Linked DNA regions of Mus musculus: region 2 is linked to region 1. Evidence: chromatin loops called from intact Hi-C (ENCODE). Cell type or tissue: heart. All regions are shown on one strand. Links, peaks and the distances in the headings refer to the core of each region. The heading gives the core; the rest is flanking DNA.

Region 1 (16,184 bases), core at 3,832-8,831:
TAGAACTACCACATGAGGCAGCTATCCCACTCACTCATAATATCTATGCCCAGAAGACTGTAAGTCAGCATACCACAGAAATACTTGCACATTCATGTTTACTTTTGTGCTAGTCACAGCAGCAAGGACATACAAGGGCCTAGATTAGATGTCCATCCACAGATAAATATACAATGGGAAATATGGTGCTTGTATGCAGTATGATTTTTTTTTAGTCATAAAGAAAAATGAATGGAATTTGTAGGAAAATGGATGGTTCTGTAAAATATGATGTTAATCCAGGTAACAGAGTCAGAAAGACAAATATTAAGACATACTCTCTCTGATGTAGAGCCTAGTCTTTAACTTTGGTATGCTGTGTGTATATTCATGTATGTGTTTGAATATGACTATTGTCATGAAACTAGAAAGGGAACCATGAAAGGGGAAGAAGAGGGTTTAGGAAGGGAAGGAGGGTGTTAAGACACGTATGACATAAAGGTTGAAAGGGACAAGCCAGGGAGACCGAAAGTAAAACATATTATAATGAAAATGTCATAACGAATATGAATATAGTGAATATTACTTCCTATGCTAATTAAAAGAGAAGCAGAAAAAAGGTTTTCAGTAAAGTGCTTGCTGTGTCAACATGAGGATCTGAACTTGGATCCCCAGAACCTATATTATGAAAACCTACTTTAAAAGGCCAGGCATGGCAGCATACATCTGGAACACAAGTGCTGGTAGGCAGAAACCTATCATCAGCAAGCCACCCAAGCCACATTGATGAGTTCTGGAGAGAGCCTGTCTCAAAACTAAGATGGAGAAGTGATGGAGGAAGGCAGGTGGCATCAACCTGTGGCCTCCATCCATGGTCTGCATGCCCACACATGTGTACAATACACGCAAAAATAAGCATTAGCATACAAACAAAAAACAAACATTGCCCGGTGGTAAAAAGCCATCAGATGTGTTTACAGAGGAGAGCCCTCGGAGCACTTCTGGCACTGTTGGTTGTTATTACAGTACAAGGGTACTCAGAGGATGAAGTGTAGAGATCAAGAGTGTGGCTTGCTTGCTGAGCTGCTAACCAGACACTATTTTATCCGGGCACATACCTGCATGGAGCATTTACCACCTGCAAGTCACCATGCCAGGCGCAGGCATGTAGACAGTGGGAACACTGAATCATCCGTGCTAGGTCCGTTCTCATGAGAAAGGAAACAGTGAAACAGTAAATAAGTGATCAGAAAGATAACAGCAGGCTTCTGTGGGATAGATTCTGTGGGCTGGTGCTCTTCTACGCCAGGCGGCTGTGCTCCTTCAAGATAAGTCTTTGTGCTTAGGGAGCTCTCAGGCTCCAGAGCAGAACTGACTCCTCATTGAACTGCTACCTGAATAGTGTCACTATTAACTTAGAAAACCATCTAAATGATCTATAGCCGTGACATCCAGCTATGTTTGTGTAAATCCAAAGTCCAAGTCTTCACCACTTCATTCACACCCTTCTAGCAATTTCTACACACAGTGGTGAGTACCAGTTAAGACTGCTCTGGGAGGCCAGTGTGTTTTCTTTTCTTGCCGTCTCCTCTCTAAGGAGGCAGAGCTGGGCTCATCTGCAGGGGAGGATGTGGCCAAAGTGACTGTTTGCTGAAGGTGACCTGGAAGATACCTACTTTATAGACAGACAGACAGATTAGATAAATAAACAAATGAGGGAGAGATCCAGTCCCTTCCATAAATTTACACTAGATTGGTCTCAGAAAAACATTTCTTTTAAGACAGAACTGACTGACACCAGGTAATTACTTTCTCTTTCGCCAGTGGTTACAAAGTGGCAGGAAGTCTTTCTTAAAGGCAGTCCGGGGCGCACATGCCAAACTGCATTCTTTTAAATAAGAAAGCAGCATATGCAACATTTGAATAACCAACCAATTATTTTTAAAATTTATTTATTTATTCCCTTTACAACCCTATACCAGCCCTTCCTATCCTCCCAGTACCCCCTCACCCAAGTCTACCCCGTTCCCCTTCTGCTTCTCTTTTGAGAGAAGGGGGAGCCCCTCCCTCATACCCTGTGTCAACCCCTCCCACACACACATGAAGTTGCTTCAGGACTTGGCACATCCTCTCCCACTGAGGCCAGATAAGGTGTGTGGAATCCACAGGCAGACATGCAACAGACTCAGGGACAGGTCCCCCTGCTGCAAGTGTTTGGGGGACCCTCATAAAGATCAAGTTGCTCATCTGCTACATATGTGCCAGGATGCCTAGGTCCAGCCTGTCCTCGCTCTCTGGTTGGTGATTCTGTTTCCGAAAGCCCCCAAGGGTCCAGGTTAGTTGGCCCTGTTGATCTTTCTGTGGAGTCCCTGTCCTCTTCAGGTCCCTCAATCTTTCCCCCAACTCCATCTAACGTTTGGGTGTAAGTCTTGGTATCTCTTTCCTTTGGCTGTTGGGTGGAGCCTCTTTTTAAAATCCCAATCAAATTGTCCTTAAGGGGAGTTTCTCATATAAAAAAAAGCCCCCTGATTCACAGCTCGGGAATGGGAATTCACATAGTGTTTAAGCTTGAGCAATGCTTAGAATAGAAAAAAAGGAAACCAGGATGCGAAAAACTCTGGTTTTGCATAAGCTTAATCAGAAAGTAGCACCAAGTGTGGTCGGCCATAGAATAACTTCACTCAGAGAAACAAATCTCAGACAACAGGTCCCAGGGCGGTGTGGAAATAACAGTGGTGCCTAAGCTAACTTAAGACTGTACCTCCCAGTCACGGATGTGTACGCAAGGGGAGAAAGTGGGGAAGAGCCTCAAACATATGGGCACAGGGGAAAAATTCCTGAACAGAATAGCAATGGCTTGTGCTGTAAGATGGAGAATCAACAAATGGGACCTCATAAAATTGCAAAGCTTCTGTAAGGCAAAGGACACTGTCAATAGGACAGAAAGGCAACCAATAAATTGGGAAAAGATCTTTACCAATCATCCATCCAATAGAGGGCTAATATCCAGTATATGCAAAGAACTCAAGAGGTTAGACTCCAGAGAATCAAATAACCCTATTAAAAATGGGGTACAGGGCTAAACAAAGAATTCTCAACTGAGGAATATTAAATGGCCGAGAAGCACCTAAAGAAATGTTCAACATCCTTAGTCATCAGGGAAATACAAATCAAAACAACCCTGAGATTCCACCTCATACCAGTCAGAATGGCTAAAATCAAAAACTCAAGTGATAGCAGATGCTAGTGAGGATGTGAAGAAAGAGGAACACTCCTCCACGGCTGGTGGGATTGCAAGCTGGTACAACTCTGGAAATCAGTCTGGCGGTTCCTCATAAAATTGGACATAGTACTACCTGAGGACCCAGCTATACAACTCCTGGGCATATATCCAGAAGATGTTCCAACCGGTAAGAAGGACACATGCTCCACTATGTTCATAGCAGCCTTATTTATAATAGCCAGGAGCTGGAAAGAACCCAGATACCTCTCAAACGAAGAATAGATACAGAAAATGTGGTACATTTACACAATGGGATACTACTCAGCTATTAAAAATGATGAATTCATGAAATTCTTAGGCAAATGGATAGAACTAGAAAATATCATCCTGAGTGAGGTAACCCAATTGCAAAAGAACACACATGGTATGCACTCACTGATAAGTGGATATTAGCCCAAAAGCTCCAAATAACCAAGATACAATTCACAGACCACATGAAGCTCAATAAAAAGGAAGACCAAAGGGTGGATGTTTCGGTCCTTCTTAGAAGGAGAACAAAATACTCACAGGAGCAAATATGGAGACAAAGTATAGAGCAGAGACTAAAGGAAAGGCCATCCATAGACTGTCCCACATGGGGATTCATCCCGTATACCAGACACTATTGTAGATGCCAAGAAGTGCTTGCTGACAGGAGCCTGATATAGCTGTCTCCTGAGAGGCCCTGCCAGAGCCTGACAAATACAGAGGTGGATACTCGCAGCCAACCACTGGACTGAGCACAAGGGTCCCCAATAGAGGAGTTAAAGAAAGGACTGAAGGAGTTGAAAGGGTTTGCAACCCCATAGGAAAAACAACAATATCAACCAACCAGACCCCCCCCCCCCACAGAGCTCCCAGGGACTAAGCCATCAACAAAGGAGTACACATGACTCCAGCTGCATATGTTGCAGAGGATGGCCTTGTCATGCATCAATGGAAGGAGAGGTCCTTGGTCCGATGAAGGCTCGATAGATGCCCCAGTGTAGGGAAATAGAGGGCAGGGATGTGGGAGTGGGTGGGTAGAGAAACACCGACATAGAAACAGAGGGAGAGAGGATGGGGTAAGGGGTTTTCAGAAAAAGGGAGGAAACTGGGGAAGGGGATAACATTTGAAATGTAAATAAAGAAAATATCTAATAAAAGAAAAAATATATAATTATCATATAACGTACTTATATGTATATGTTATATTAATATATGTATATATAAAAATATATGTCATTATAGAGTGTATTAATATATAACATTAATATATTAGTGCAATGATATTATGCTAATATATCAATATAATTGATATTAATATATTGATACATCATGAAAATGTAATATAAGTAGATAAAATATAATTATAATATATAGTTTATATATAACAAGGATTGTATATTACATTATTATAATAACATATTATACTATAGAATTCTACAATATATAATTATATATTTTATATTATTATATGTGTTATAATATTATATTGATATATAATTACATAGATATATAAATATAATACATAACATACAATAATACTTATAATGTATGTGTTATACATAAACATTACATATAAAGAATAAATATATACATTATATAATGTGCATAATGTATATTTATATATTATGATATATGTGTTATTTCTTGTGTAATACATTATGTATAGTATATAACACATGTAAATTATATATATATAATTTTTTGAGAATGTCATACATGTATCTAATACAATCTGCTTCATCTCATTCCACATCCGCTATTACCTCCCTCCTGATCTCTGTCAACACGTACCCAACTCCTCCCTACAAGTTTGTTTCTCATATTCCTGTCTTTTCATTTTGTTTTTGTTTTTTTTTTGTGACCCACTAAGTTTAACCACAGTTGTCTGTGTGACAATGGGCCCATCAGAGCCTGGTTATGCTCATCAGTGGGTACACAAATGCAGGATAGGCCTCCCCTCTCCCAACATCCATCAGTAGCCAATAGTCTAGCAGAGAAAGATGGTGCCAGTGAGCTGGTCCCCATTCATAGTTGACTGGTGACAGGTGCAGTCTCCTGTAGGCCTAGTGAAAGGAAACACAAATACTGTGAGTTGGTGGTTGTAAAGATGGTGCCAGTGAGCTGGTCCCCATTCATAGTTGACTGGTGACAGGTGCAGTCTCCTGTAGGCCTAGTGAAAGGAAACACAAATACTGTGAGTTGGTGGTTGTAAAGTTGTGTCATGGCCAAAAGACATTTCTTCACTGCCCTCTTCCTTATCCTTAAGCCATCCTCCCTTTCCTCTGCGTCACTCCCTAGCAGACATGACACACGTGTCTTGCTTACCGTGGAGCCCTGAATGATCATTTAGTCTCAGCATCCTGAGCAGCCGTGAGTTTCTATATTCACCACTGTTCATTGCAAAGAGAAGCATCTCCAATTAAGGCTAAAAGTAGCATTTGTTTACGGGATGAGCTTAAATATTTAGGGGGTGTTTGGTGCTGTATCAGTTTAGCTAAACAGCAATAGGGAATTCAACATTCCTCACACACTCCTTGCTGAGGCTACAGATGCTGGTCTCTGATCTAGACTCTGGTCAATACCTTATACAAAGTACATATATGCTTACCACAATGTCTGTATCCATGCATAAGTTCAAACACCATTTCATATGTTAAACTGAAGACTCAGACATTAAAGAAGGCTAGAAACGCATTATCCATACTGACATTTCTAAGTGTATTGTATGCCAGGCCTTATCACTCAGTGATAACTAAAGCTCCAAAGGACCCCATTCTGGGCCACCCTAGTTTTTGACTCTTCTCCCTCCCAAGAGAACAGCAGGCATAAGAATTAAAAAGAATTTCCCGTATTTACAATTCAAAAGAAATCAACCATGTTCCTTGCCTTTTTTTTTCTTGATGTACTTTCCTAGGAACTCTGCAGTTCAGACCTTTACATTTTGAAAACAACTGGCAACTTCACCCAGTGAAGTGACATTGGTCTATTTTGTGTGAGCTAGTAAGAAAGTTTTAAAAGTGTTCATACACATGGCATAGTTTGTGAATGGAGTTAGATCATTTTAATTAAAATTAAAACAAATATGCACAGTAATGAATCAGCAAACTTTTCACCAAATTTGAACATAGCATGGCTGTATGGATGACAGGGCTTTTGTCTGCATCAAAAAAGTAGTCTCTCTCTCTCTGTCTCTCTCCGTCTCTGTCTCTCTCTGTCTCTCTGTCTCTCTCTGTCTCTCTGTCTCTCTCTGTCTCTCTGTCTCTCTCTCTCTGTCTCTGTCTGTCTCTCTCTGTCTCTCTCTGTCTGTCTCTCTCTGTCTCTGTCTCTCTCTGTCTCTGTCTCTCTCTGTCTCTCTCTCTCTGTCTCTCTCTCTCTCTCTCTCTCTTCTCTCGTGTGCATCAGCTAGTGTTCTAGCAGCATATTAAAATGACAACAAAATCACCAGCGAGTTTCAAATTCCATCAGATTGGACTTTCCAGTGACCCTTAACTGGATGAGTACAAACAGGAACGGAGAGCAAATATCTGAAAAGCATATTCACAAATAGCATCTGAATAAATTTCATTAAGCAGAGCTCACCTCTTCAAACAATACCAGGAGGGGGCAGCATATATTGTAGCTTGCAGAACTGGATCAAAGCACAGGTTCTTAGGAAAAAGTCAGATGCAGAGCCGGAAGCCAGGTGACACAGGGAAGCCATCAGAAGATATCAACTTTCAGGGATATGCAGAAGTCACTGCCGTTTGCAGAGAGAGAGAGAGAGAGAGAGAGAGAGAGAGGGAGGGAGGGAGGGAGGGAGGGAGGGAGGGAGGGAGGGAGGGAGGGAGGGAGGGAGGGAGGGAGGGAGAGAGTCACAAGGAGAGACCTAGACTCTTGTTGTGGTATGGATGACTAAAGTATAACCATGGAAATGTATCCACAAACAACTGGCTTCACACATACTTGTCAGAGGCTTGCCATCTGCAGAGTGGGAACACTTAGTAAATAATACTTCCTTTTCTTAACTCATTCCCCTAAGGAGAAATCTTTGTCCTGGCACAGTTGTTTCCTGGCCACCCCCTGAAAGTTCTAATTTTAATTACCTTACTTTTCTCATAGGAAAAAAGAAGCACATTTTAAAGGCACTTACCATAAATACCTGGGAAGAGATCTCAGACAAATCTGTCAGGGAAGTGATCAAAAATGCAGCCATTCTTGGACCTGAAACAACTCTTAGCTCAGCAGAGGAGAGCACATGCTGCTCTTTTTAATTTAAAGATTTATTTATTTATTTTATGTATATGAGTACACTGTAGCTGGTTGTAAGCCTTCCTGTGGTTGTTGGGAATTGAATTTTTAGGACCTCTGCTTGCTCCAGTCTGACCAACTCCGCTCTCACTCAGTCCTTGCTCGCTCTCACTCAGTCCTTGCTCGCTCCGGACCAAAGATTTATTTATTATTATACATAAGTACACTGTAGCTGACTTCAGATGCACCAGAAGAGGGCATCAGATCTCATTATGGGTGGTGTGTGAGCCACCATGTGGTTGCTGGGATTTGAACTCAGGACCTTCGGAAGAGCAGTCAGAACGCTTACCCGCTGAGCCATCTCTCCAGCCCTTGCATGTGCTGCTCTTACAGAGGACTCTGGTTGGATTCCCAGAAACACATGGCAGCTCGCAACCATCTGTAACTCCAGTTCAAGTGGATTTGATGTCCTCTTCTGACCTGCTCGGGGATCACACACCCATGTGGTGGGTATACATGCATGCAGACAAAACCCTCATACACATAAAATAGTGAAGTAAATAAATCTTTTCTAAAGGGGGCAGGGGTAAAGTGTTTCTTTCTAGCCATGGTGTCATAGGAACCACATTGTACTGGCTGGTTGTGTGTCAGTTTGACACAGGCTTGAGTCATCAGAGACAAGGGATTCTCAATTGAAAAAAATTTTTTCTTCTGTAAAACCTGACTTTAGGCAAGATTGTACAGCATTCTCTTAATTAGTGATTGATGTGGGAGGGCGGTTCCATCTGGGGCTGGTGGTCCTGGGTTCCATAGAAAGCAGGCTGAGCAAGCCACAAGGAGCAAGCTAGTAAGCGGCATCCCTCCACGGCTTCTGCATCAGCTCCTGCCTCCAGGTTCTTGGTCTGCTTGAGTTAGTAACCCTAAGATAGACATGTTACAAACAGAATAAATACTGCAAATGTGATGTTTCTTGTCAAGCTAGCCCCAGGTCCATACTCATTGTAAAATAAAACTATTGTGTTATTATTAATGGGTCTTCTATGCAGTAAAATATTCACATTTCACTGATTAAAACTATGAACAATTAGAATAAAATTTTCTTGATTTTAAAAGTATCATCATGTACATGTGTACTTATATGCTCAAAGCTTTCAGATATGTAGATTAAAAGCCTCACTTTCCTATAAAAGTAATATTATTATTGGAAACAGTCTCAATACCTTAGAAACCAAAATTTCTTCTAACGTAACGTCTCCCTTTGTTGCACCTTGCCAATTCTTCCCCTAAAATGAGCTAAAAATGAGCAAGTCATGATTCATGCATGGTTCAGAATGACTCAAAATTCTAAAGAACAGATGCCCCACTATAAATTTTTTTCCCAGAAAATAATACAAGTTTTCGACCCTAGTGACTTTCAAAAAAATCCACCAAATTCTATTTATACTAAGGTTTCAAAAGCAAAATATAGAGCTTAAAGGGGGAGACCGGACACCAAGAGATAATTTAACATTTTTACTTGACAGATGGGAAAATATTAATAATCCAACCAGTTATTCAGATTCCAAAGTTTAAGTGTGTTATTTTGAAATATTTATACCTATTGTATTTATACATATCTACTATATGTTATGTAGGAAATTTTTAAATATTCGGTGTGTTCCTTTGTTTTTAGGAGACTAAGGCTATATTGCTAAAACTGAAAATCAGCTATGACTTGCACGAGGCCATGTGTTTCATGACTTGATATGGCTGTTTCGGCTCAGGTGGACAGAATCTAGAACAAACTTGAGCAATAATTCCAACATTCATACCCGTGAATGGCTGAATAGGAGAGAAAATGCTATGACGGTGTAAATATTTGGAAGATCGAGCTGAGAAGAAGTTAAATGAGATAATACATTTTCATGGAAACACAAGCGCACTGTTATGAAGATAAAACAGCTCAGCGTTTGTAACAAGGAGGAAATGACAGAGAGATTCCCCTCTGGGGGAGGGAGCTTTCGGAAGCAGGTAAGACCAGCCTAAGATGTTTCTCCTCAACTTGTCATTAGAATTGCTGTGACCACAGATGTCTTATTAAACTAGCAATAGTTAAGCAAACTTAGAAAGCTTCTTGCCAAATTCGAGGTTGAGTTCTCACTAAACATGGTGTCAGCTTCTTCCACACTCTGTACAGAGCCAAATGGACCACACCAAAGCAGATGGGAAGATGCTACAACTCGATTTCCACTTAGAACTTTACCACCTTCATCTGTGTTTAGAATGGAGGAGCATGTGTGTATCTCTCAATCCCATAGGAACACCCCCACTGCACTCCAGCCAAGAGTAAGAGGGAGGCCTGGAAGCTTTAGACAAAAGCACATATGTTTAAGAGGAAAATGTGTATATTTAGTAAATATTTTCTGTGAACAGACATTTAACCTCATTTGAATTGTCCATGTGCTTTCCTTTTCTCTTTTGAGATGCATGGCTTTGACCCAGTGTTCCCTACATACCTACTTGTCGGTTTTACCAAAGAAATAAAAAAAGAAAAGATTCTGAGGGTGTGCCATTGGATTCAGCCCCCAACAAAATTGTGGCAATATAATAAGTGATCTTTTAAGCTGGTTTAGAGTATAGAATTCTACATAAGCGAAGAAAAGTTCTCCCAGGTTCTGAGAGAAAAACACCCAGAGCAAATGGAGCAAGAGTGTGGTGAAGACATCAATGTCCTATCAAAATCCCCCTGAAATCTAGAAAATCATGTATTTATTCCCGAAAGTGCATAAATTAACACCTAGCAAGTCCCAAGGGCTTCCATTGCATAGAGAAAGACTGGAGCTGGGAAGAAGGGGGCTGAAAGGTAAAGTTGTACATCCCCGGGCTTCTTCAAACACACTCCAGAGTTGGTAAGATGCACAATAAATTTGCATTTCAGCCACAAATTCAAATATAGCATAAGTACAATCCAGTTTTCCTTTTCCTGCAAATTAACTTCATATCCATTTCAAGTCGCTATTAAACTTTAGGTTCCCATCTTTGTTTTAAACAGTGTGATTTATAGAGCGCCATGGTGAGACGCTGGATATCTGTCAGCCACTCCCATGGGCACCTGCTAAGACATCTGTCAACGAATCTAGTCTTCATGCATTGAACATCACATCCCCGTAGGTGAGGGTACTCCAGGCACTTTCCACTATAGTATCAGTCTGGATCTGTTAGTCTTTCCCGTTTTAGGCAGAGACCATTCCTCAGAACTGTGTTTATGGGTCAGGACCTAAGGGCTCTTCCCAGAACACCAAGGGTAATATCCTCCCACCTGACTCCTCCCCAATCCACACACACTCTGTTTCTAATCTTAGAAATATTTTTCTAGAGCAATTGTGATAAAAACTGCATGGTACTGGTATAGAGACAGACAAGTAGACCAATGGAATAGAATTGAAGATCCAGAAATGAACCCACACACCTATGGTCACTTGATCTTCGACAAGGGAGCTAAAACCATCCAGTGGAAGAAAGACAGCATTTTCAACAATTGGTGCTGGCACAACTGGTTGTTATCGTGTAGAAGAATGCGAATCGATCCATACTTATCTCCTTGTACTAAGGTCAAATCTAAGTGGATCAAGGAACTTCACATAAAACCAGAGACACTGAAACTTATAGAGGAGAAAGTGGGGAAAAGCCTTGAAGATATGGGCACAGGGGAAAAATTCCTGAACAGAACAGCAATGGCTTGTGCTGTAAGATCGAGAATCGACAAATGGGACCTAATGAAACTCCAAAGTTTCTGCAAGGCAAAAGACACCGTCAATAAGACAAAAAGACCACCAACAGATTGGGAAAGGATCTTTACCTATCCTAAATCAGATAGGGGACTAATATCCAACATATATAAAGAACTCAAGAAGGTGGACTTCAGAAAATCAAATAACCCCATTAAAAAATGGGGCTCAGAACTGAACAAAGAATTCTCACCTGAGGAATACCGAATGGCAGAGAAGCACTTGAAAAAATGTTCAACATCCTTAATCATCAGGGAAATGCAAATCAAAACAACCCTGAGATTCCACCTCACACCAGTCAGAATGGCTAAGATCAAAAATTCAGGTGACAGCAGATGCTGGCGAGGATGTGGAGAAAGAGGAACACTCCTCCATTGTTGGTGGGAGTGCAGGCTTGTACAACCACTCTGGAAATCAGTCTGGCGGTTCCTCAGAAAACTGGACATAGTACTACCGGAGGATCCAGCAATACCTCTCCTGGGCATATATCCAGAAGATGCCCCAACAGGTAAGAAGGACACATGCTCCACTATGTTCATAGCAGCCTTATTTATAATAGCCAGAAGCTGGAAAGAACCTAGATGCCCCTCAACAGAGGAATGGATACAGAAAATGTGGTACATCTACACAATGGAGTACTACTCAGCTATTAAAAAGAATGAATTTATGAAATTCCTAGCCAAATGGATGGACCTGGAGGGCATCATCCTGAGTGAGGTAACACATTCACAAAGAAACTCACACAATATGTATTCACTGATAAGTGGATATTAGCCCCAAACCTAGGATACCCAAGATATAAGATATAATTTGCTAAACACATGAAACTCAAGGAGAATGAAGACTGAAGTGTGGACACTATGCCCCTCCTTAGATTTGGGAACAAAACACCCATGGAAGGAGTTACAGAGACGGAGTTTGGAGCTGAGATGAAAGGATGGACCATGTAGAGACTGCCATAGCCAGGGATCCACCCCATAATCAGCATCCAAACGCTGACACCATTGCATACACTAGCAAGATTTTATTGAAAGGACGCAGATGTAGCTGTCTCTTGTGAGACTATGCCGGGGCCCAGCAAACACAGAAGTGGATGCTCACAGTCAGCTAATGGATGGATCATAGGGCTCCCAATGGAGGAGCTAGAGAAAGTAGCCAAGGAGCTAAAGGGATCTGCAACCCTATAGGTGGAACAACATTATGAGCTAACCAGTACCCCGGAGCTCTTGACTCTAGCTGCATATATATCAAAAGATGGCCTAGTCGGCCATCACTGGAAAGAGAGGCCCATTGGACTTGCAAACTTTATATGCCCCAGTACAGGGGAATACCAGGGCCAAAAAGGGGGAGTGGGTGGGCAGGGGAGTGGGGGTGGGTGGATATAGGGGACTTTTGGTATAGCATTGGAAATGTAAATGAGTTAAATACCTAATAAAAAATGGAAAAAAAAAAGAAATATTTTTCAGTTCTGAGTGAGATAGGAGAATTTTTTTATTATTAGATAAGTTCTCTGATATCACAGAAACTCGCTATGAAGTTTAGGATGACCTTGAACTTCTTATCCTCCTGCCTCCACTTCCCAATGCTGGTGCTGGAATTTCACCTTCAGGCTTGACCACTAAATGCCTTCACCTGCTCAGCCATCTCATTGGTCTATATTACTAGCCCATTGCCTTCCAAAGACTACGCACAATTAGCACATTCTTAATTACAACTGTCCCTTGGTAGCCTCAGGCAGTTGCTCTGGGATCCCACAGATAACAAGATAGCCAGGTACTCAAGACTTTACAAAAGTAAATCAGTCGTCACACAAAACCTCTGTGGGTCTTCACTTATCCATTCTTCCTTCCTTCCTGTCCTCCCTTCCCTTCCTCCTCCCTTCCCTTTCCTCCTGTCTTTCTTTCCTTCATTCCTTCCTTCCTCCTCCTTTTCCTCCTTCCCTTCCCTCCTCCCTTCCCTCCCCTCCCCTCCTCCCTTCCCTCCTTCCTCCCTCCCTTCCCTCCTTCCCTCCTCCCTCCTTTCCTTCCTTCCCTCCTACCCCCTTTCCTCCTTCCTTCCCTCCTTCCTTCCTTCCTTCCTTCCTTCCTTCCTTCCTTCCTTCCTTCCTTCCATTAGGCTCTCATGTACCCTAGGTTGGCTTGGAACTACTCTGTCATCAGAGATGATGCTGAACCAGAGGTGAGGTCTGTCTGCTCTTGCTTCCCCAGTGCTGGGATTTCAAGTGTGCATTACCACCCCTACTTTGTACATGCTAGGCAAGCACTTCACCAACTAAGCCACACCCACAGCCCTTCTCGTAGAATTTGAATGATTTTCAAACTACTTACTTTCAAAACCAAACAGAATATAAACTCTATGCAAATATTTGTTATTCCATGTTGTTTAGGAAATGATGAAAAAATCCATGTGTTCAGTATAAATGCCATTTTTACACATAGACCAACATAGTAATTCATCAAGCAGGGAATAAAAATTCTCTCCAGGAATTTTAATAATATATAGTTAGTCCTCTTTATACCCAGTTTCTACAGCTGTGGAATTAACCAACTGAAAAACAATTTTTTAGAAATACTTTATTGTAAATAACACAAACTCAGTTCTAACTAATGTACTGCATTAAATGAACAAGTTAACGCGAGTCAATCCTTGTTGAACTGTGATCTACAAAATGTGACACTTGGCCCTGGTTGGATCTAGGGATCCAAATGATACTGACAATGTCTTGGTCTCGCTTGCTTCTATCGTCCTTCCTCAGGAGGCTTCCTGTCCAGGGAACAAGACAACTCTAGGCAGTATAGAGCTGGACTCCTTGGGTTTTATTAGTCATGGAAACTGAGAAACACTTTATATTCTGCTAACATTCAAATAAAGATAATGAGAACTTTGACTAACTTTAATATTCTGTTCATTTGTAGCCAATACCAGGGTCACAAAGATAAGCCATTTTGATTGGTCAGTCAAGGTCATGCTGGGTTTCATAGGTTTGAATTGTTAAGTCAAGGATTCCTGGAGCAATCATAAAGATTGGGGAAAGGTAAGAAAGCCTGACCATTCCCACAGCCTAATGTGGAAACTTATGCAGTATAAATTACACTTCCAAGCCTGCGGGTACTCAGGAAAAGGAACCCAAGGTTTGGAGAAACCGGAGGACCAGAAAGTTCTCAGATACATTTAATTTAATATTTCGACAAGGCAGGAAGACAGACGCAGAGTCCCATAACTGCTCAGAGACCGGGTGACAAGGAATCTGAGCTGGGTATCCTGTCCGCTCAGTTTCCTGGGGCCTGGGCTAGGAAGATGCACCACCACATTCCTCTTGACCAACATCAACAGAACACTGGCCAATTAGTGTGTGTGTGTGTGGGGGGGGGTGTGTGTGTGTGTATGCCAATCAAGAGGCTGTGGAAGCTCAATGGTAAGTGGATGCTTTCTGTCAAGCCTGAGATACTCTCTACTGTGTTTTCAAAGCTGTGGTATCTCTTAAGCAGTCATGCTAGCTAGTGCATGAAAGTCTACAATTATTGCATAGTAATAAAAAGCATAAAAAAACACTCCTCTTTTAACCATTTAATGTTTTGGTCATTGAAACCTACGCTTTCAGAAATCATTAAGTTCATTCCTTTAACATTCACCTTACAAATATTGGTCCCCTTATCGCCTGTGTTTTAGATGTACCCTTGAACACAGCATATTGAGCATGTTTTTAGTCTTATTTGGGAAAACTTAATTTTAATTCAGACACATTCACCTTTGAAATGACAACTGATATATGTCAAGTTATTATGTTACCTTGGGTTTTTTCTCCCTCTTTCCTTCTGTCTCTCTTTTCAATTCTCCCTCCTTCCCTTCCTAAGATTCTATGCTACTTTCTCTGTTTTCTGTTTTTTTTTTCCTCTTGGGTTGACTTTGTTTTACATTATTGTGACCAAATTGATAACAATTATTGGAACCAAGTGTCCAGTTAATGTTATGTGTCCATTTGACTGGAGTAGGGGCCATCCAGTAGTTAGTGTGCCTGGGAAAGTATTCACTGGACTCACATTAGAACCCATACACTAGGGAAAGCAGATGCTCATTCGAAGGTGGGCCTCATCCAGCCCACTGAAGGCCTAAAAACAAACAGAGACCTGGCTAGGAGAGAGCTACTCCCTGGACCTGGATGTATCTGGCTAATCTTTCTGCATTAGAATTCAGACACAGGCTGGACTATACCAAGGCTTCATGTACAGCTTGTCCACTTACAACTACTGTGAATACTCAGCCTTCATAATTGATTCACAATTATTACAAGACAAATTCTTGTAACAATTTCATTAAGCGCGGAGCAGTCTTACTGAAGGAGAGAGGGTCACTGTAGAATTAGAGGTGTTTAGGAGAGAAAGCAGAAGAAAAAGTCAAAAGTAATGCTGATAAAAAAAATAGGAGAACACTGGGTAGAAAAAAGAGACCCTAAAAATATTAGTTTAAAAGACTCATTGTGTTACAAACAAAACTTGGGCATTGATGTTATCTTTTCAAAGCAATACACACAGAGAGTGCACAAGTGTGCACATAGCATCATCTGACACTTTTGCTTATGTAGAGAACACGCGGCCACATTGTTTTATGCTTGAATGGAATCAATGACAACTACAAGTTCTGTAACAATATGATATCTATTTTAAAATTTTGATTGTCTTCATTGTCATCTGAAAGACTTTTTGAAGGGAAATTACTTTTCTTTACACAAACCATGTAGATTTTTTTTTCTGACTCTGTGTGTGTGTGGGGGGGTGTGCATGAGTGCATGTGTGTGTGTGTGTGTGTGTGTGTGTGTGTGTGTGTTCACATGCACATACACCGTGACGTATGACATGCTTGTGGAGGTCAAAGGACAAGTTCGAGTGTCAGCTTATCACCTTTCACCTTGTTTCTAGACAGGATCTCTTCATTGTCACCTGCCATTTACAACAGGCTTTTAC
Region 2 (16,184 bases), core at 3,725-8,724, 110 kb after region 1:
ATATCATGTTCTTCGGCCATAGTTGTTAGCCTTTATAGAGGCTTGTCATGCTGTAAATCTGTTTTCACGTGATTTCACATGATGGTATGATGCATACCACCATAATCCATCCCACTAAATCCCTCTTTGCCTTGAAATTGACGGTCCTTGACAGCAGAGATGTGTGTTATGTTTCTGTCCATCCCAGCACCTTGCTCAGTGTATGTACGGAATAAATGTAAGCTGGTTATTATAGTTGTCTTAGGTGAACAAGGACAACTGTTCTGAACGTTAGCTGGGTGTGGTGGTGCACACCTCTAATCCTAGTGTTCACGAGGCAAAGGCAGTTTTGAGTCTTGTTCAAAACCAAGCTAGTCTACATAGTGAGTTCCAGGCAGCTAGAGTTACATGGTGAGACCCTATCTCAAAATAAAGAAGTAAAAGTGCTTTAAAAAGAAAAAAATATGTGTATCTTTGGGTTATCTGAATCTTGAGAAGCAATGAGATCTCTCACCATCTTGTTAGCACTGGGAACTTAGGAGGGGGCGCTCAGGAGAGTTGGGTGTGTGCCGCACTGTGGTCTCTGAGGCGTGCTCTTGGTCTTCTCGTCCATTGGAATAAAAACCATGCTTCCTCCTCGGGTGCCTGTTATTTCCCTTTAATGCATTTAAAAATATCATGAGAATCAATCGTCTCTCTGCGGCTGCTGGTGGAACCCGATCAGTCTTTCCCCCCTGGTTTCCCTTCCTGTAAATACAGACAAAGAGGAAGTGCAAAGGAAACGCCAGAAGCTTATGCCGAACTTCTCGGACAGCTTCGGTGGCGGCAGTGGAGCGGGAGCCGGTGGTGGAGGCATGTTCGGTAGTGGCGGTGGCGGAGGGAGTACCGGAAGCCCTGGCCCAGGTACGAGAAACATCTCTTCTATCTAAAGCCTTTCATGAAGAGGAGGGGGTAGTTTTCTTTCCCAGGTTGCCAAACATGTCTGCCCATGGAGTGATGGTGTCATTACTAATTATTAGATTTCAATTAATGGAAAATTTCCTACAGATGTAAAAGAATTTTTGTTCTCAAAGAAATGTATGTCCAACTCAAGGCACAGCCACTCCCCACCCACCCACCCATCAAGTTTCACTTTCTGTGGTTTCAGTTACACGCGGTCAGCTTGAGTCTAAAAATATTACCATTGTGTTGACAGAGAGAGACCACACACACAAAACTGTCTTCACAGTCTGCTGTTGTGACTGCCCTATTACTCTGTGTTCTTGGTCTCCTTCTGTCTTTTTACGTTGTGAACTTTACCCAGGTCTGTATGCATCTGCAGTTTTAGGGATACACTGGGGGTCTCGGACGTTCTCTTTCAGGATAATATGTGTCTAGTCCCGAAAAGTGTAAGAAAAAAGTCAACTGAAGGGTTTCTGGAAGAAAACCTTTCTCAAATCATTTTTGAGTGTTTCCCTCCTCCCCCTCCCCTTTGCTTTTGGAGAAGCAGTTAGTCTATTATTCTGAGAAAATATTAAAACAACTATCATACCCACCGCATGGTAGATGGGTATAATATGCCTACACAGCATACTGTGGGCTGGAGACACTGTACTGTAAACAAACTGAGTCACAGAAAATCATGCCAGGGAAGCACTTCAATGGTGTGTAAACTACTGCTCCTAACTGCCACGCATACGGCACAGTCAGTATTTATGTGTTCCTCTCGGGTCCGGCTATGATCCCCGTGCGTGGATTTCCAGCCATCTAGTTACACTCAGTTTTTAAGCATCGTTGCATCATGCTTGTGGATGCTGAGTAACGCTGCTTTTGCCTCAGATCTAGCTAGCTTAAGCATTTCAATGGAAATACAGTTCTTATAGCAGCATAAGTGTGCTGTTTAATGACTCACACCTGTAGCGTAAGTGACTTGAATGCTGTTTCCTGTCTCCTGTGTAAAATAACTGTGCTGAGCATGGCCTTTCTTTATTCCAGATAACATGTAAATGCTTTAAATGTCAGAGAGTGTAGTGCTAAGTGCTGGCTGCCCCTCTAAATTTATCATTCATTTCTCCACTAAAGTATCATTATATTACGTATTGGGTTCTTCTCACCAGGGGTCTTCATATTTAACTATTTTTTCTGTAGGTCTAAGTCTTGGTGTGAGTACTTACCGTTAGCTTTTCCCTTCACCTGGAAGAAAGGGACCTGCTCAGCCTTAAGTCCTCCAAGCTGCTAGTCTGGGCACTGCCTGTTTGTTCAGCTGTCTGTTTCCCACAGTGATTCTGCTAACTCTCGGGCAGAGCCAGCCTGTGTAGGCTTGTGCCTCCCCATGCCACAGCCTGCCTCCCTGAGTGGGTCCCCATACTGTTAACAATCTCCCTGATGTTCCCTTTGTCTCATTGCTGGTTCAGGGTATGGCTACTCGAACTACGGATTTCCTCCCTACGGTGGGATTACATTCCATCCCGGAGTCACGAAATCCAACGCAGGGGTCACCCATGGTAAGTCGGATCGGAATACCCAGAGCACTGCTCGGGCAACAGGATCATCTCTAAAAGCTTTGGAAAATTACTTTCCAATAAATTAATATTCTCAGGTTATTCTAGGACAGCATAAGGGACACCCCTGACACGTATTTGCTCATCACATTGTGTGGAAGCAGGACAGAGGCTCTAGACAAAAGATGAGACTTGACTACGCAAACACACAAATACCACCTTCACATCTGTCCCTTTACCCCAAGTCCTATCCTTCTGAAATCAGTTTTCATTTTGTAGGGTTGGCCTTTTCCACTCTTGGGCATCCTCTGAGTAGCTGTGGCTACAGGCTGCTCGTGGTTTATATAAAGCTGCATTCTTCTGTACCATGGAAATTATTCTATAAAGTCTTTCCATATATAATGCCAATTCATGCCAGATGCGTACATCACTGTAATCTTTTTTAAAGATTTTTAACTGGCATTGTCGTTTATCCTATAATCGGGTAACCATTCATCCCATAAAATAGAACTATTCTTTCCATTACCTATAACCTCATGACCCCTGTGCAAGGCCAGTGCTAGGCTTGGCACCTTCTGGACAGAGGTGAGGTTCAGAAACTTGACTTTCAGAAGACACTGTAGCAGGATTGGGTTTTGCTCCAGGTTTGCCCAGGAGTCTTACTGTCACTCTGTCACATAACGAGGTTCCTACAGCAACCACAGTCAGTCTAGTGATGGTGCCCTAGAGCCCTCCTGGCCACACAGAATGGAAATGAGCTCTGCTCGGCTCCCTTTCCCTTGCCACTCAGGATTAGGAAAGAAAATAACTGCTTTCGAGAACTTTCCAACTGGCTATCAGCGCACAGAACTTTATCTCATTTTTCTTCTTCACAGATAAACAAAATGAGATCCATGCCTTGTTTCTGTTTGGTTTTGTTTGAGAGAGAGAGAGAGAGAGAGAATATCACTGTGTAACCTTGACCTTCTGGGACATTGTGGGTGGAGCTCACTACAGCTGGCTACAGAATGAGTTTTGGGAAGGCAGGCTTTTAAATTGTTTCTGAATATTTAAAGTATTTCCGAAACATCCCAGGTTTTTTTGGTACACACCTTTAATCCCAGCACTTTTTGTGAGTTTAAGGCCAACCAAAGCTACACAGCAAGACCCTGTCTCAAAAAGTAAATAGAGAAGGAAATATAAACTATGTCCAGAACATATTATTTGTGTTATAAACATTTATAGTTTTCCATTTCCTGCAGATAAGCCTTCTTCCTATTTTCCTTTTTTCTGCCCTATGTTGAGACAGTGAGCTATAGCTTAATAGATTTTCTACGTTTTTTTCCCTAGGCACCATAAACACCAAATTTAAAAATGGCCCTAAAGATTGTGCCAAGAGTGATGACGAGGAGAGTCTGACTCTCCCTGAGAAGGAAACTGAAGGTGAAGGGCCCAGCCTGCCCATGGCCTGCACCAAGACGGAACCCATCGCCTTGGCATCCACCATGGAAGACAAGGAGCAGGACATGGGATTTCAGGGTAGGTGAGCTTGCCCACGAGGGCTTCCAGGGACAGCTAGGGTGGGGTTTCAGGGTAGGTGAGCAAGCCCACGAGGGCTTCCAGGGACAGCTGGGGTGGGGTTTCAGGGTAGGTGAGCAAGCCCACAAGGGCTTCCAGGGACAGCTGGGTAGGGGCAATTCTAGGTACAGGAAGCTGTCTCCAGAAGACAGGTTTCCTTCCTGTTAATCTAAAGCTGATGAGTCAGCATCTCCTCTGAGTGCTCTGCACCGTGCCCTGTGCCCTGCAAGAGAGGCGTCCTGTGGATCCAGTCATCTTTGCAGCCTCAGCTCTGATTATAAAGTGCAGAAACTTGCATGTACATTGCCTAGTCTGTGCAGTTCTGGGTATGAGAAGAGGCAACTCACTTTGTCCCTGGCCCAGGTAACAAGTCTCCATGTCCTTCGCGCACCTCCCTCCCAGCAGCCGGCTCAGCTGCCACACTGAAGACGTTTGCCTGAAAATGGGAGTTTTCCTTTATTCTCTTGTCCTCCTTGAAGAAGTAGAATTGAAAGGGAACGTTCCATCTGAGCAGGCCTCATTGGCATATGAGTCATGATTCTCGATCAGACGCCATCTGTAAAGAGATAGTAACTATTTACACATAGTGGCCGTACACATGGTTACTATCACATATTTTTTTCCCTTTTTTCTGTTTTTAAAATACTTCTTCTGAGATGCACAGTATATGTGTACAGAGCCATATGGAAACAGGGTAGATTTGCCCATTTGGGTTGAGGTTAGTCTGCTGTCCCTTGACCTTAAGATAATAAAATTTCCAAAACCCCTGGGGTTTCTGAGACTGCCTGGCACCCAAGGGTGTGTTTCCTCACTTTGACTCAGACAGGATTCCAGAAGAGACTTTGTTTGTAAAGTGATTGGCTATTTAAAATTATGGCAAAAGCCAAGTACCCTGAGATTGGTTGCTCCCCTTCAATCATAGACACTGATTGTTCTTCTCAAAATAGCAGATGTTTCTAGATTGTTCCTCACAGACACTTTAAAATCAACCTCTTAACTGTATTATCTGTCAGTGAGACAATGCCCGAAATGCCCGATTGTGCTTGTTCTAGTCAACACAATCCAGAGGCAGCAAAAGGAGCATTTTCAGCTAAAATGGTGTGCCATGCCGCACACGCGGGGCGAGCAAATGACACTCAGCTGTGCTTGTGGGCATTACCTTGCAGATAACCTCTTTCTTGAGAAGGCTCTGCAGCTCGCCAGGCGACACGCCAACGCCCTTTTCGACTACGCAGTGACGGGGGATGTGAAGATGTTGCTGGCCGTGCAACGCCATCTCACCGCCGTGCAGGATGAGAATGGGGACAGGTGAGTTGAGTGGGGACTGTTGCACAGCAAGCTCTGTTTCAGGACGGGGAAAGGCAAGGATACTGCCCCCACAAACTGCCTTTGAAAGGGAGCTGCCCTCATCTGACAAGACCTCGAGTATGCTGTCTCCCTAGGCAAGAAGGCTCAGATGTGTGTAATCATGCTAATTTTACACCCCTGCTTTGTGTACTAAAATAGTAATTGAGAAAATTATTGACAGCCCTGCAAAGTCCCTGAAGTGTTATTGTCATAGTGTACCCAAGAAAGCCAGGTAAGAACAACATTAGTAGAGTAACTAAGAGGAAATGCCATTCTCTCCTAGCTACTAGCTGCTTCTCTGTGGCCTCTGTTAAGGGTCACGAGGATGTGAGTGGGTCAGGCTCTGCCTCAGCTCCAGGCCAGGCTGTGTGGGAGTCTGACATTCCAGATGCCATGCCTGCTGTCTCTTCCTGAGGTTCTGTGCACATAGCTACCTGGCTCCTTCCTAAATGGTTCTCTTAGTCCTTCCATTGAGACTTCTGAAATGATCTAAAAGCCTATAAATATAGCCAGAGACAGCAGTCTTGAGATTCAAGTGCTTTATCTAAGTGATCCTAAAATAGCGTTAACACTGAAAAGAAGCCCTTTGCTGTGGAAGCATTCTGGAGTGCTGTGTGCTGAGTCTCAGTTTAAAAACAAAGCGCTTTAGGAGAATGCCAACCTCAGGGGTTTCGTACAAGGACCTTTGTCCTCGTCACTTGCAGTGTAACTAAGGATGTGGTATAACCGCTGGTCTTATCCTACACAGTACAAGAGGAACCCAGACGACCTTCTGTGAAAAAAGCTCTGAATAACAGAAGGCGCCTTTAGAAGGAAATCATCCAGTTAGCATTCAATAGCAAATAACCACAAAACAGAGCAGATAACCAGAGCAGGACACCGGTGCTCCAAGGGTCATCTTTAAGGACTGGCGAAATTCATGAGTAGTGAGGGCGAGTGGATTAAGCAATTAGGAAGTGAGATGCTGCTGTCTGAAGGAGAGGCTGTGGAAAGGGATGCCAGGCACATGCAGTCCAGCAAGTGTGTGCAGAGGAATGCAGGAATGTGTGTGTAAGGACCTGGGTGTTCATGGGGCAGCTGAGACACTGGCCTTCATTCCCAAGTGGGTACAATACCCAGAGCCTCGTCAAGCCAAGACTTAAACAAGCAGGCTCCGTGTAAGGTTAGGGGTATGAGACCTGGGAGACACAGAGGACCCACTCAGGAGTATACATAAGGGACTATTCTGGTTTCTCTTCTTTATTCATCTTGTCATATTTGGCTTATAATCTGGACCCTGTCACCATTAGTCATCATAGAAATACAATAAAGAGAAACTATAGAACCCTCTGGTATCGGGGAACTTCCCCCAGGGGTATGAAGATCTGAAGGGGAGGGGACGTGCTTCTGTGAAGTGCTGAGCTGCACATGGAAATGTTGAAGTAGCTTTTGAAGCCCTTTTACTCGACGTGTGTCTGTCCGCATCACCTCTCACAAGCCTCCTGTCAGGGTCCCATCAGGAGCACCACAGGAGCCTGAGGTGTGGCTGCGGTGCTTCTCGTCAAAGCGTGCGTGCTTCACTTGCAGTTAACACAGGCCTGGGGTCATCTAAAGAGGCCACCATGATCTTCCCTGAGAAGTATTGCTAAGTGAAATATCTCAGGGATAAATAACAAGACCTTGTTTAGAAATAGAAGTCACTTCTCATTGTTACGGAGGAAGAGAGCTCGGCAGCTGAGTTTTCCCAAGCTGCTCCTAAGCCTAGGCATTACCTTTCTTCATGGTCTTGTATGTCAGGGAGAGACCAGGGAGAGCTGCCAGGGACAGAGGCATGGAGACAGAGCTGGCTTGGAGCTTAATGCCATTTGGTTTCCGACCCGGCAGGTGCCTTTGCACTTCATGTGTCTGGTCAGATGTTAACACTCCGGGGGCAGGTGGGCACGATCAGTGTGTAGTAGCCTGCGATAGGCAGTGGAGAGGAAGTTCTCCAGAGAAATAATGTCACCTCTGATCAGTACATTCAGTACATGGTAGGGCCAAGGAAAGCTACACATAGTAGCTAGTCTTCAGCTCCAGTCATTTCTTGACATGTTTTTGTTTCTGTCGCTTGCTACATCCCCAGTTAATTATTGCCACTGTGTGTCATTCCAGTGTCTTACACTTAGCCATCATCCACCTCCACGCTCAGCTTGTGAGGGATCTGCTGGAAGTCACATCTGGTTTGATCTCTGATGACATCATCAACATGAGAAATGACCTGTATCAGGTAAGCAGCCACCACAAGGCCGTCGAGAAGAGAAAAGGTTGCCTTAGTAACACGTGCGTGAGCTGTTCTCAGTGATGGGAAACAGGAAAACAGCATCTTCTCAGAAGTGGCATCTTAAAAGCATCCTTAGTTGGGAATGTCATTTTACAGAGAGATGGGTTGGGATCACGGGTTTGATGGCAATCACACTCCATGGAAATTCACCATCTTCTAGAAAAGGCAGACTTTAAGACCTAGAAGTCAGAGTTGATAAAGTTTTGAGGGCAAACCTTAGAGGGGAAAAAGTCACAGCTGTCAGGAGAGACATGTTAAAAAGAAATCCAAGTTTCAAAAGCCAGAGTTACAGAGACAAAGTTTGGAGCTGAGATGAAAGGATGGACCATCCAGAGACTGTCCCAGCCGGGGATCCATCCCATAATCAGCCACAAAACGCAGACACTATTGCATATGCCTGCAAGATTTTGCGGAAAGGACCCTGATATAGCTGTTTCTTGTGAGGCTATGCTGGGGCCTAGCAAACACACAAGTGGATGCTCACAGTCAGCTATTGGATGGATCACAGGGCTCCAAATGGAGGAGCTAGAGAAAACACCCAAGGAGCTGAAGGGGTCTGCAACCCTATAGGTGGAACAACAATATGAACTAACCAATACCCCCAGAGCTCATGTCTCTAGCTGCATATGTAGCAGAAAATGGCATAGTCGACCATCACTGGAAAGAGAGGCCCCTTGGTCTTACAAACTTTATATGCCCCAGTACAGGGGAACGCCAGGGCCAAGAAGCAGGAGTGGGTAGGTAGGGGAGCAGGGCGGGAGGAGGGTATAGGGGACTTTCGGGATAGCATTTGAAATGCAAATGAAGAAAATACCTAATAAAAAATTGGAAAAAAAGAATATTTTCAAATTAAAAAAAAAAAAGAATTTTGAGGTCTGCGGAAGGAAGGGTATTCGCACAGCAACTGGATCAAGTGTATGTCAAAGAAAGGCTCTGAGGTCAGCTCCTGGAGAGGTGAAAGGCTGTAAGAACAGGAAGAGGCACCTCAGAGTCCCATCCAGCTCAGGTGTGAGAAGGTAAGGGAGCCCCGAAAACTCCAGAGGAAACTACCTGGAGATGGCACAGTGAGCTGAGGACAGAGGCAGATGGTAGGGCAAAGCAAACCAGAAACTCCACTGGCAGACACAGTCTGGGAGCTGTGGCCTGGCCCAGGATGGTGGCCTGCTCTACGGCTCCTTCCTCTCTCACCTCTATTTCTCTCCAACCCTTTTGTGCCCCTACCCCTCTCTCTGGGCCTGTTGGTCTTATCCTCTTGTTGGCTTCTAAGTTCCTCTGCACTCTCTTGCCCAGAGTGTCATTCTGATCCCCACAGCCAGGCCCATGCTGAGACCTCTGCTTCCAGGTCATATTGCTTTCATTGAAAAACTGTGGCCAGCAACCGTGAATAATTTGTTATTTAGAAGAGATGAGATGAGAACTAGTGGAATTCTTACTTGTTTGTTTGTTTGTTTGTGATGTTTTTTGTTGTTGTTGTTGGTTTTTTTGGTTTGGTTTGGTGCTTGGGACTGTACCCAAAGCTGAGCACAAACCCTTCCAGCAATCTACAACCATGTTACTCCATTTTTAAAACAAGTTATTCAAGTTGTTATCTCTTCTTATCCATGCTTCTCTCTGTCTCCCTCTGTGTCTCTCTCTGTCTCTCTCTTGTCTGTCTGTCTGTCTCTGTGTGTGTGTGTATCCCTCTCTATCAATCTCTCTCTGTCTCTCTGTCTCTCTCTTTCTCTCCCTGTGTCTGTGTATCTCTCTCTATCAATCTCTCTCTGTCTCTCTGTCTCTCTCTTTCTCTCCCTGTGTCTGTGTATCTCTCTCTATCAATCTCTCTCTGTCATTCTGTCTCCGTCTCTCCCCCCCCCCCAATGTGTGTGTATCTCTCTCTGTTGATCTCTCTCTAGCGTACCCAGGCTGGCACTGAGCCATCAGTGTCCTACCTCAGCCTCCCAAATCATAGGCTTGACAAGCATGTGCCTGGCATGTTATCTCATTTTTAATTTAAAAAAAAATCATTATTTTAGAAGAAATTAAAAAGAAACAAAGAGATGACTCAGTGGACGAAGTATCTGCTGTACAAGTGTGAAGACCATGTTCAGATCCCCAGACCATCGCCAGCCAGATTTAGTACCACACCCCCCCACACCCCGCCCCCGCCCCCCCCTCCCCAGTCAGGGCAGGAGACAAGCATCTTGCATATGCGGGGGGGGGGGGGGGGGGACAAAAGACCCTGCCTTATAACCTTGCACAAGGCAGGGGGCAGTACACACGTTGCCCTCTGACCTCATGCACGTCCCTGCACCCACACACTCAGAGAAGGAAAGAAGGGAAGGAGAGAGGGAAGGAAGAAAGGAGGGAGGGAGGGAGGGAGGAAAGGAAGGAAACTAACTGCACATACACACTAAAACAAAAGAGCTAAAAAAATTTTATTTTAAAGGAAATCATTAAATTCTTATTTTTTAATACAATATTTTAAAGTTACTTTGAAAATATGAATTGGAGGCTGGAAGTGGCTCACATGCTTAAAGCCTTGAGTTCGTTCGCTCCCCACACCAAAGAAAAGGCTGAAGCTGTTAGTTCGTTGGCCTGTAGCTCTCAGACTTTTCCGTTTTCAGAGGAGCACAGCTGCTTTCTGCACAGCACTCTGCACTTCTCTGTCTGCAGTGATTCCTATCCAGGGGAGATGACTAGGCTAAGGTGTTATTTTAGATGTGTTCTTCAAGATCTGTCTTCCTCGGGCTTCCATGCCATCTTGGGATACTATTGGTATTTGGAAAGTCATTGGGCCCCGAAAGTTGAATTCTCCAAACTTTTAGGCAGATGGCACTTTTTAAAAACTTTGTATTGATTCTCTGTGAGTTTTGCATCTTTTTTTTTTTTTTTTTTTTTTTTTTTTTTGGGTTTTCGAGACAGGGTTTCTCTGTGTAGCCCTGGCTGTCCTGGCACTCACTTTGTAGACTAGGCATCATGCACCCCAGTCCCACTCATCTCCCTGTCCCCTCATATCTGCCCTCTGCCCTTGCAGCCTCCCTCCCACAAAATAAACACTCAAGTAACAGGAAAGACAAAAACAAAAAAAGCATAGAGAACATCTCGATGTGGGAGCGATAGTGTGTCACCGGGCATCCCACAGTGTATCCCTCTGTCCACACATCTTCACTTGCAATGAGTGTTTGGTTCTCTGTGACACGGTAATTCTGAGTTCCCCAAAGTATAAGCTTTTATGTTATTTCAAGATTATGCTTATACTGAATTTACAATAATAACAAACATGTGGCAAAAGTGAGAGCCTGAGAACTAACGACATAAAAGGCTGTGTCACATGCCGGAGAATGCAAGAAGAGAACGCAGTTTAAAGACTCACACTTGGGCTAGTCTAGAGAGTGGGTGGGTTCCAACAGGGATCTGATAGTGACAGATGGTCACAGAAATGTACTATGGTTAGTGGAAGATGTTTGGGGAGAATGTTTGAGATAATTTACAAATAATCCAAATTACTTAGAGAACTGTATACTTTTCTGCCAAGAATAGTTATTATGTCATGCATGATGGTGCATATCTATAATTCCAGCCCAGAGGAGTCTGAGGCAGGAGGATTGTTGTGAGTTTTGGGCCATTCTGGCCTGTACAGTGGGTTCCAATTTTGTCTGTATTATATTATAGGGTCTTGTTTAAACAACAAGAACAACAACAACACAAAACCAAACAAGCAAAGAAAAAAAACCCTCCAAATTAAAAAGAAACTAGTTCCCAAGCTGGGTGTGGGGCACACATTTGTATTTCTAACACCCAAGAAGACACAGGAGGACTGACAGCTTCATGTCAATCTGGGCTACACAGCAAGTTCTGGGCCAGCCTCAAACACAGGAAGACCCTCTCTCAAACAAAACAAAGCAAAACAACTCCACAAAGCCAAACAAAGAAACCCAAAAGTTATGAGAATCACAAACGCTGCCTGTCTATGTCCTTGAGGCTAAGAAGCTGGTATGGCAGGGAATGTTTGTGCCCATTAACTGAGTGAAGCCAAGGTGGGAAAAACTGGGGAGAAAGGTCTGAGGGCTCCAAATCAGAGCAGCTTTGCCTTGAGCTCAGGGGAGAGGTTCCATCCACAAAGAGCTGGGTCGCACACAATAGAGCCTGCTTCCGCAGATCCTATCACCAACAGCCAGCAGGGCTTCCTGAATCCAACCTCCAGCAGCCGAGGGAAGCAGGTTTTGCAAAGAGGATTGGGAAGTAGCAACTTCCTCTTCTTCAGTTTATTCTTATACTTGTGATGGTTAAAAATGCAATCTGCCACTTGTCTGCTATGAGGTAGCCTGGGTGCAGGGGTGATGCCTTCCTCCACCTCGCCTCTCACTACCTGTGCAGGCAGTCAGGAGAGCTGGCCTGGGGTCATGCAAGGGGGTGAGCTAGCCCTGTCCTTCACAGGCTTTCGAGAGCAGGCCTTGCATCTAGCCTGTGCTGCAGAGTAGAGAGGACCCTCGTGGAGGGAGCACAGTGAGCAGCCCTGAGGGTGTGAGAGCAGGAGAACTGGCCCTGCCCCTCACTCACAGGCTGTAGTGTATGGGAGAGTGGGTCCTGCCCTTTGGGCAGCACAGTGGAGCCAGCTCTGGAGGCATAGGGAGATCCGACAGCTCCCTATTTCCAGATGTGACTGTTGCATGTATACAGGAAGAGTGCTCTTCCAGTGTTGGCTACAGACAGCTGCTCTGGGAAGACATGTATTCTTTAGTGTGCTCACATGCACTCCACACGGTTTTATACATACATTTCCTATCCCACATCAGCCTTTCCCTTTAAGTTTCGATTTAAAATACTTTCTCAATTCATAATTTTTGCAAAATTCAACTGAGAGGACCTGTATATTTCCTGAGATTGAACCAGACGCTTACCTCCTAAGTTCCCCCAGCAGTTACATCCTACTTAACACAATAATACAATTAGGAATTGCAACAGATTCTAATCAGATCTCAATATTTGTATGTACTCATATGCATGGATAGCTCTGTAAGATTTTTTTTTTCCTAAGCTGAACATGGTGGTATTGTGTTTTAGTTCCTGTTATTCAGGTAGCTAAGGCAGGAAGAGTCCTTGAATATAGATGTTCCAATGTAGCCTGGGCAGAAAGCAAGACTGTTTCTAAGCAGAGTGAATGAATGAATGAATGAATGGTCAATCCATGTGCTTGTGGATGTGTATGTAGCATTGTACTGTGTCCCTGTCTTGGGTCTTCACGCTGTTTATCCTTTAGTTTCATAGACAGCTGGTTTGTTCTCATTGCTCCTGAAGAGAATGCTGTCATGTCCCCTAACTAGCTGCTCACTGTCCACAGGCTGTGCACTGCAGTGAGCACCTGCACTGTACCCATGGGTGCCACAAGTGGGTTTCAAGGGCAGTGTGAGCCCTGAGCTCCACAGATGGATTCTAGGGATTCCTTGAGGCACGCATTTTATGCGTGTGTAAAATGTAACCCTTGGGTGTTGGTGGCCCACCAGCCACTGCTTCCCAGCAGGAAGAACTCCCTGAATGGGAGGTCGGGCAAGTCCTCACTACACAGCCTGGGCTTCAGTGTAAAGCGCCTACAACACAGACTGGCTGGCATTGAGAGTTGGTGCTACTCTCTACCAGTGATCTCAGCTTTTTGACAGACACTTTTGTGATTGGGTTAGCCCCACTTGTTTCTGAAAACAGTTTTCCATGCGTCCTACTTACAACCATGGAAGCACAGCTTTGAGGTCAGGGTAGTCAGAAAGACCTCCCAGAGCCTATTATGCACAGTGCCTGGGATTGTTTTCTGCCTGAACTTTCTTAGGGAGAGTGCTGTATTGGCTAACTATGCCCTGAGGATCTGGTAGCACCTGTGATAGTATTACAGTGGAGCTTGTATCTGTGCGTCTCTTGAAGCCAGCCTGCAGCAGTGTGTTCTGGTTTAGCCTATGTACTTCCAGACCATTGTGGAAGGATGACATCTTTCTTGATTGCTTTCTTTTAATAGTCTATTTATGTTTTGTTGTTAAAAACACAGCATTGGTTCGATTTGCAAATGTATAGAATTACCAGCTATAGATAGATACCTATCAGAAATTCAGAGAAATTAAATTTTCTTCTACAAGAGTTAAAAAAAATCATGTAGCAAACGTATCCCATAACCCCGACTGTTGAATGCTGGTTCTCTCCGTGGGCCTTTGAGCCTGGCATGCAGAACAGGAAGCTCCTTGAGTGACAAATGTCCCTACAGTATGACTCCATAACGTAGCCTGAAGCCAGGGGCTACAGACATCCCTAAGCAATGGCTCTCCCTCTCCTTCTCTGTGTAGACACCTCTGCACTTGGCCGTGATCACCAAGCAGGAAGATGTAGTAGAGGATTTGCTGAGGGTTGGGGCTGACCTGAGCCTTCTGGACCGCTGGGGCAACTCTGTCCTGCACCTAGCTGCCAAAGAAGGACACGACAGAATCCTCAGCATCCTGCTCAAGAGCAGAAAAGCAGCGCCCCTTATCGACCACCCCAATGGGGAAGGTAAGAGCAGTCGCCTTGCTGGCTAACCGTCCCCTCTCGGCTGCAGCATAAGGGCTTGGCATTTGACAAATGCATCTGACATGACTTTCACCATGAATACTCTCCTCAGCCAGCTGGAGTTTGTCATATCTTGTGGTTATTTCTGCTGTTTATTACAGCAAACGCCCTTAAAGAGTATTTGTGAGTATTGCTTAGTAAGTGGAAAAGCAAGCCCGAGCAAACATTAGTCTTTATAAAGCATCGTGTGTGTGTGTGTGTGTGTGTGTGTGTGTGTGTGTGTGTGTGGAGAACGTTTACATAGTAGCTCAGTGTCTCCCGAGAACACAGTGGGAGCTTGTGGCTTCTGAAAGTAGAACAGTGGACCGTCTGAGGCTTTGAAGCACGCCCTGAACAGAAACCGGAAGTGCTGCGACCTGGTGGTGTCCCTCCTCCCCGCAGCCCAGCTCTGTCAGTCTCACCCACATCTCTGCCTTTGTTCGGCCTTAGGTCTAAATGCCATCCACATAGCTGTGATGAGCAATAGCCTGCCATGTCTGCTGCTGCTGGTGGCTGCCGGGGCAGAAGTCAATGCTCAGGAGCAGAAGTCTGGGCGCACAGCGCTGCACCTGGCCGTGGAGTACGACAACATCTCCTTGGCTGGCTGCCTGCTTCTGGAGGTAAAGGCGTACTTGTGATCTTGACCTAAATCCCCCTGGAAGTTTTAGGGAAGTCTTTTCAAAGAATGACTCTAGGGCCAGCTCGCTGTCAGTATTCCACTGTCTGCTTTCTGCATCCCCAGCTCCAGCCCAGCTCTCAACCTGGGGATGCCAGTGACAGAGCCAGCCCAGTATAGCAGTTGGGTGAATGATGTAACCTGAGGTGCAACGGAGATGTGGAGGTAGACAGTGGAGGAGAGAGCCCCTGCTAACTCTTTCTTTGTGGGCGGATTTAGGGTGATGCCCACGTGGACAGTACCACCTATGATGGGACTACACCTCTGCATATAGCGGCCGGAAGAGGGTCCACCAGACTGGCAGCTCTTCTCAAAGCAGCAGGTAAGACGCTGTGGTCACTGATACCAGCAAAGCAAACTGCCTGCAAGTTCAAAGCTGCCTGCGGAAGCTGCGGTTCTGCCCTGGGAAAGTGCCGGTAAAGGAGACCTGCACCCGGGCCACCCTGCAGCGGCTGCACTGGAGGCTCTGCTTGGCCTCGGGTTTACCTTGATGCTCACGCTAGTTCCCACTCTCTGGTTATCTACGTTGCCTTTGGGTTGTTGAGGTTGACTCGGTACCTATAAAATCTTGAGCTGTGTCAGCTTCTGGTCATATTACAAGTCTCCCAGAAGGAAAATATCTAAAGACTTCCTTTTGCAAAAAAAAAAAAGTCTCTTAGAAGCTGAAAGCATGGGAAAAGCAAATGAGCCCTGTATTTGTGTTACTGTGCACGAGGCACTAAGACTTGCTGGCCTCCACTGCCTTTCCTCGGCTCCAGGCACCATGCTGGCATCCCATATTCACAGTCTCCTTTATCACATCTACTCCTCAGTAACTCTCTGAGATAAGAACTGTTGCTATTAATCCCATCTGAGCACCAAGAAGGCAGACTACAAAGATGATCAAGCCCCACTCCCAGTGTCCCGGAAAGCTGAGTCACAGCACCGCAGCCTGACTGCAGACTCTTATTCTTCACGCTGTCTTTCTTTCTGCTCTGCCTGGGGTTCTAGTCCTTCCTGTAAAGCACTCAGAAACATTCCAGCTCATCTCCTGTCTCCGGCGCTTTGTGTGTTCAGTGTTAACACATGCTTGATGAGGTTGGCTGGCCTTCCGGGCCTGCCCAGACACACCTGATTTACTTCAGAGGTTGATAAGGGAGGATTTGTGAACGACACATTCCTTATAGATTCAGGCAAAGAGGCCTTGGTTGTAATGTGTTGAGTCATTTTGGAAGTCACTGATTATACTGGGGGAAAAAAAAAAGGTTGTCTCTTAGTCAGACACCTGAAATCTCAACATTCAGAAGGCTGAGGCAGGAGAATG

What was found. A loop is a pair of places that touch in the nucleus more often than their neighbours do. Peaks named below come from ENCODE experiments on the same cell type or tissue, not always from the same donor. Only the 100,000 strongest peaks of a DNase experiment are listed, where the experiment ranks them.
Region 2: a loop joins it to region 1, with 2.0 times the contacts of the local background. A loop is called at or near these places in 6 of 42 quality-filtered maps.

The regions. Positions count from the first base shown.
Region 1 is chr3:135,704,399-135,720,582 of GRCm38, reverse strand. No RefSeq gene overlaps it. Among named protein-coding and RNA genes, the nearest start is that of Nfkb1, 21 kb to the right of the region's middle. In heart, for the core only: a CTCF peak has its summit at 6,814 (motif pointing right); no DNase peak of the experiment used is centred there.
Region 2 is chr3:135,592,850-135,609,033 of GRCm38, reverse strand. It overlaps Nfkb1 (nuclear factor of kappa light polypeptide gene enhancer in B cells 1, p105), which reads left to right. Exons shown (of 25, transcript NM_008689.2): 13 at 739-882; 14 at 2,373-2,462; 15 at 3,789-3,977; 16 at 5,183-5,324; 17 at 7,494-7,608; 18 at 13,968-14,169; 19 at 14,656-14,825; 20 at 15,101-15,203. Gm46827 (a long non-coding RNA gene) reads right to left here and starts at 610. Exons shown (of 3, transcript XR_001783992.2): 1 at 1-610. In heart, for the core only: no CTCF peak of the experiment used is centred there; no DNase peak of the experiment used is centred there; H3K27ac peaks cover 3,719 bases.